Linked DNA regions of Mus musculus: region 1 is linked to region 2. Evidence: chromatin loops called from intact Hi-C (ENCODE). Cell type or tissue: gastrocnemius. All regions are shown on one strand. Links, peaks and the distances in the headings refer to the core of each region. The heading gives the core; the rest is flanking DNA. Region 1 overlaps Ranbp17 (RAN binding protein 17). Region 2 has its middle 48 kb from the start of Gm40822.

Region 1 (2,811 bases), core at 159-2,658, 2.0 Mb before region 2:
AGGCTAGCAGGCTGAGGCCTTGAGAGCCCAAAGATCTTCTGGTGTTAGAGGCCAAAGAGGCCCACCAGCTGCACTGTGTGTGGCTTGCTCGGCAGTATCCCAGAGGCATCCTCACCTGCCTTGCCATTCTAAGGCAGTTCTGAGCCACGGCTCTTAGGCCTTCTCCTCCAGCCTTTTTTTTATATCTAGGGACCCCAGCCACAACCACAGCTGATGACAGCGGCAGCCCTTGAGGGACTGTGGGTAGAGCCGTACCCCTCATCTAGAGAGTATGCATCCCAGCCTCCTCTGCTCTGCCCACCCTCAACTGCCTCCCAAGCCCCTGGCTTCCTTTGGAAATCACCCTCAGCAGCCAGTGGGAACAGTGCAGTACTGCTCAGGAGAATGAATTGTCTATACAATAAGATAGTACCGGGGGAAGACAGTGAGATTAGAGGCAGCCGCATACATTAAAATTCAAACTAAAATCCCAGCCTTGGAAGGAAACTAATAGAAGAGGAAAATCTATCAAAAAGAGAAGCGCTGTCTCATCACTCACCTGTGCTGAAGGATCCAATTTTAGCCACATTCAATAGCACTGCCGTTCATCTTCCCGTGGTGTTACTGTGATTTAAATCCGAGCTCTATAAAGGAGAGCAGTTCTTTTAAAATGATTGAGAGGGAATAAGGGCAAATTCGGTGTTTAGAAAAAGCTTATGACATCACAATATTATACTTTACTGATGGAGGCAATATTTCATGGCTTAGGATGAAAAACTAATAATTTTCTATTTGGTGAGAGTCACTGCATCATTATAAAAGGGGAAATAAGTAGTTTTGTGCATTCCCAATCTTGTTCAGGAAGACATTGTGGTTTAAGTATAATGCCTCTGATATATAGTATTTAAGTATTAGTCTGACTACATATTAATTATGTGCGTTTTTTTATGTGAACTGTTTTAATGCATGATGGGAATTAAATATCATGCAGCTTTGGCTTGAAGAGATAAACATATATGACTGGCAAAATGTTGTCTTTGGCTGAAATTCGGCTGTTTCCAGTGATTAGGAGCTCGGCTCCACATCAGAGCTTATGTCTGAATAAAAGACCATGGACCCTAGCAGAAAAAAAGGGGGGCCGAGCAGCTATTTGTGCCCAGGTATGACAGATACTGTTCTTAGAGCCAGCAAGAGCTCCCAGAGTCGAGCAGGCCCCTCTAGAGCCCTGCCTCAGCAGAGCAGACCTACGGAACCCAGGAGGCCAGACTTGGAACACAGCCCAGAGCTCTTTGAGAAGTGATTCACTGAAGCCAGGAAAGATGATGAGGCCGGAGGGGAGACCCTTGGCCTTGCCTTCAGTCACCAGAGTGCTCCCTGGGCATTTCCAGTTAAGTTCTTCTCCTCAGCCTTCCTGTGACAAGTAGAGTTGAGACCCCAGAAGATCATGGGTTCGTGCCCCACAGTGGAGGCAAGGGCCCCATCAGGCTAAGCAATGACCATACAACAGTCACAGCACCGGATTCTAATGAGCAGGGGTGTGGGGCTGGCACATGCCCCTGGGTACACTGCACACCTCTGCGGCTGGATGGACCTGGATGCAGACCCCTAAACACCCATGAGCCCAAGTAGACCCCAAGTGACCTGGCTTCCTGCCACTTCCCTCCCACCAGGTTTGGAGTTAAAACCTGAGCCTGACACTGCTCTGTCTCCCAACAGTATTTCAGTGAACTGAGGGCCAGTCTGATAAACAGCCAGCCTCTCCCCAAGCAGGAAGTCCTTGGCCAGTGCTTCAGGAACTTGATGGAAGGAGTGGAACAGAACCTGTCTGTCAAGAACAGAGACAGGTGAGCATTGCCCAGTGGGGTACTCCACCTCTGGGGGCACTCCAGGTCTGTTGGAAAGAATTGGACTATAGTTAGCACAGCTCATGGATGGATGCAGCTCTCCTATTATACCTTGTGGTCTTAAACCCAGGTCAGCTCCAGTCACTACATCTTACCGAGTATTTGCTCAGGGATGCAGAGATTAATAAAATACAGTCTTTATCTTTATGCAGTTTATAATCCAACAGGAAGGAAGTGAGGAATACCTAACTAGAAAGAGCGGTGAAGGGCGACTCATGCTGTCATTGGTGATGAGAAAAGCCTGCCTGGCCTTTGAACAGCAGGCCTTGGGGCAGTAGGCCCTGATGAAATGGTATTCCTGCCTGTGTAAGCTGTGACAGAAAAGCAGGCAACTCCTCTGCTGAGTGTCCTCGGCGGTAACATGGGACTGATGGTGGCACTGATGGTAGTGGGCCAGTGTTGGGTTCTTCCTCTGCCTATCCTGAGAGTGCTTGGTACTGTTGTCCAGTAAGATCTAACCACAGTAGGCCTGAGTTAATTAATTGATTCGTTCATTCATTCATTCATACATACAGATATCAGTTTCTAGAACTGCGGCACTGGTAACCTGGGGTGAACAAATTGCTCTGAGTCCCTGCCCTCCTGGAGCTTATGCACTGTGGATGGGACAGACAGTAGTCAGTGATAGGGAAGAAACTGTTCAGTGAGAGAACTGCCCCCTCCCACACCTTCATCAAACACTGTATGGTTTAAAGTACACATTGCCAGCCATCCAGGAGGCAGTGCATCTCAGGTAATGAGGCGAGGTCAGCTGCGGTGCAGATGTCTTCACTTGGCTACTCATCCTTTCAGAATCCGACTCCGTCAGAGTCAGAAGCCGGGGGGGGGGGGGTATGTTTATTTTTTGTTTGTTTTGTTTTTCCATTAATGTATTTATATATTTATTCATTTTAAATCCCAATTGCAGCCCCTGGTTCCCTCCTCCCTT
Region 2 (2,811 bases), core at 225-2,724:
TGCCATAAAAACTAGTTGTGAAAATAGGTCATTAACACACATAAAAATTGCCTCCACTAACCAGTTTCACTATAGCCCTCAGCCCAGGCAAAATGCCATTGGACAATATTACTTCCACACAAACCTTCCTGGATAATTCATTTCAATGAGGTGTGATTCAAGTGAGGTAGATGGAGACTGGCTCATCACCTTCTTAAAACATGCATTCTGTTCAGAATAGCATAGGTCATCTGAAGAGAGAACACACAAAATGGTTGAAAAGCAAAACCTCTATTAAATATTTCCCCATCCTGTACTTCATGTATATGCATGAGTTGGGGTGAAGGCTAGGGAATATCAAGTAGCAAAAGTGTTTTAAAACTAGTTTCTCAAACCCAAGTTTCAATAAACTAAGTTAATTCTGCCCCCATAGTTCTCTCTTAAATTCCTGCATTGCATACTACAGCCTCAATTTCTTAAAATTATTATGGGAATATCATGTACTGATTGTCATTAAAGGTAGGAAGCTCTTGTTTCCCAAGCTTCCTTTTTGTCCTTCAAAAGGAAAAAGAAAAAAAAAAAAAGCAACAAGACAAATTCATTCAGAATGGGAGGTACCCATCATGCCATGCTGATGTAAATGCTGGGAGCAAATTGATTGGCTGCCTCAGAACTGGCCATGTCCACTTCACACATGGAGCAGCATTCAAGTGACTAAATCACATCAGACCCTTATACTATCTACACAAAGGCTGACAAAGCATGCCTAAAGTTGGAAGAAAGGAGCCCTGTTGTGGCTGGAGGTAGGAGACTTCCAAGCTCTCTAGCCAGTCTAAGCTTTGTGAAGACCTGTGAGGGACTATTGCTAAGCAATTCCTTCTCAACAAATGCTTGGAGAAAGCTGCCCATTTACTAACAGGAGGGGAGAGGAAAATGCCACAGTAAACAGCAAACAAGAGGAGACAAACTAATAAGAAAGAACAATTTATATGGAAACACCAGGACTGGTGTTCAATGCTCCCATTTAGGTATCCAGTTAGCTCACTTAATTCATCCTGTCAATGCAAAATGCAGTGCTCTCACCTTTTTTTATTTATTTTATTTTTTTTATTATTTATTTATTTTTATTACATATTTTCCTCAATTACATTTCCAATGTTATCCCAAAAGTCCCCCATACCCTCCCCTCCACTTCTCTACCCACTCATTCCCATTTTTTTTTTTGGCAGTGCTCTCATCTTAAAGGGACTTAAAGATAGTTTATTCTGAAGACATTTTGAGTGACAATTCCCAGGAAACATACATTTAGATGACTCCAAATTCCATGTTCAATCATGAAAGCAATTTTATGAAGCTTTTTATAGTTTTACAGAACAAAGAAAGCTGTAAATCAATGCAACTTTAAGATTCTTTGGTGGGACATCAGAGATGTGGGTACATTGAAGTAGAGGAAGCTTTTCTATAGGCCCAGGATGCTCTCTGATGACATTTTTAGCTTTTGGATCGGCAGAAGCTAGTAGTGTGCTCAGTTAACAGATTCCTAAGGTGGTCTATTAGTCGCAAGTTTCCACACACATGTGTGCAAGGAATGAGTGTTTCAGGGGACTAGAACTAACCCAAACCGGGGTGATTGGAAAGAATGACTGGGTTCCTTCTGGTTTGAACCTGTGCCCAGAGTGGACCCAGGGCTCTGGCTCCCCACCCACTTCTACAACACCTAGAGGAAGCTTGACTCCTAAGACCTCTGACACACCAGGATCTCAGGTGAGGCCCCAACCTTTGCCCAAAACCCAGAGTATGTGGGACCCCCAGGAACCAAGGTACCCCCACTCAGCTAGAGGCACATATTCCTTCTGGTTTACACCTGCAACCTGAAAGGACCCAGGGATCTGGTTCCCCACCCATTCCTACAACACCCAAATGAAGCTTGACTTCCAGGAGCTCTGACACACCCAGAATCACAGATTCAGAGCTCTGCTCTCTACCCACTCCTATAACATCCAGAAAAATCTTGACTCCCAAGAGCTCAGACAGAACAGGATCTCAGGATCTAAGAGGCAGCTTGACTTGCAGGATCTTGGCCACACTCAAGATCACAGGATTCCAGAATCACAGGATCACAGAGACAGATGGATTACCAGGAGTTCTGACACACCCAGACTCACAGGAGGGACAGGCTAAAGTCAGAGACAGCAAGGCCAGTTAGCACTAGAGATAATCAGATGAGGAGAAGAAGGCACAAGAACATAAGAAACAGAAACCAATGCTACTTGGCAAAATCAGAACCCAGTACTCCCACTACATCAAGTTCTGGATACCCCAGAACACCTGAAAAGCAAAATTCAGACCTATAATCCCATTTCATGGATACAAAAGAGGACTTTAAAAAGTACATAAATAATTACCTTAAGGATATATAAGGCACGAGTAAACAAGTAGAAGTCCTTGAAGAGGAAACACATAAATCTCTTAAAGGAATACAGGAAAACACAATAAAAGAGGTGAAAGAATTACATAAAACCACCAAGGATCAAAAAGTGGAAATAGAAACATTAATGAAAACACAGTGAGACAACCCTTGAGATGGAAAACCTAGGAAAGTGAGCAGGAGTCACAAATGCAAGCATTACCAACAGAATAAAAGGGATAGAAGGGAGAATCACAGGTATAGAAGATACCACAGAAGACATTGACACAACAGTCAAAGAAAATACAAAAAGCAAAAAGTTCTTAACTAAAACAATCCAGGACACAGTGAAGAGACCAAACCTGAGAATAATAGGTAGAGAAGAGAGTGAAGATTCCCAACTCAAAGAGCCAGTAAATATCTTC

The links. Peaks named below come from ENCODE experiments on the same cell type or tissue, not always from the same donor. Only the 100,000 strongest peaks of a DNase experiment are listed, where the experiment ranks them.
Region 1: a loop joins it to region 2, with 18 times the contacts of the local background. A loop is called at or near these places in 1 of 42 quality-filtered maps.

Annotation. Positions count from the first base shown.
Region 1 is chr11:33,216,304-33,219,114 of GRCm38, reverse strand. Ranbp17 (RAN binding protein 17) reads left to right here. Exons shown (of 28, transcript NM_023146.3): 27 at 1,696-1,823. Among named protein-coding and RNA genes, the nearest start is that of Tlx3, 14 kb to the right of the region's middle. In gastrocnemius, for the core only: no CTCF peak of the experiment used is centred there; DNase peaks (open chromatin) are centred at 1,251 and 1,592.
Region 2 is chr11:31,216,106-31,218,916 of GRCm38, reverse strand. No RefSeq gene overlaps it. Among named protein-coding and RNA genes, the nearest start is that of Gm40822, 48 kb to the right of the region's middle. In gastrocnemius, for the core only: no CTCF peak of the experiment used is centred there; no DNase peak of the experiment used is centred there.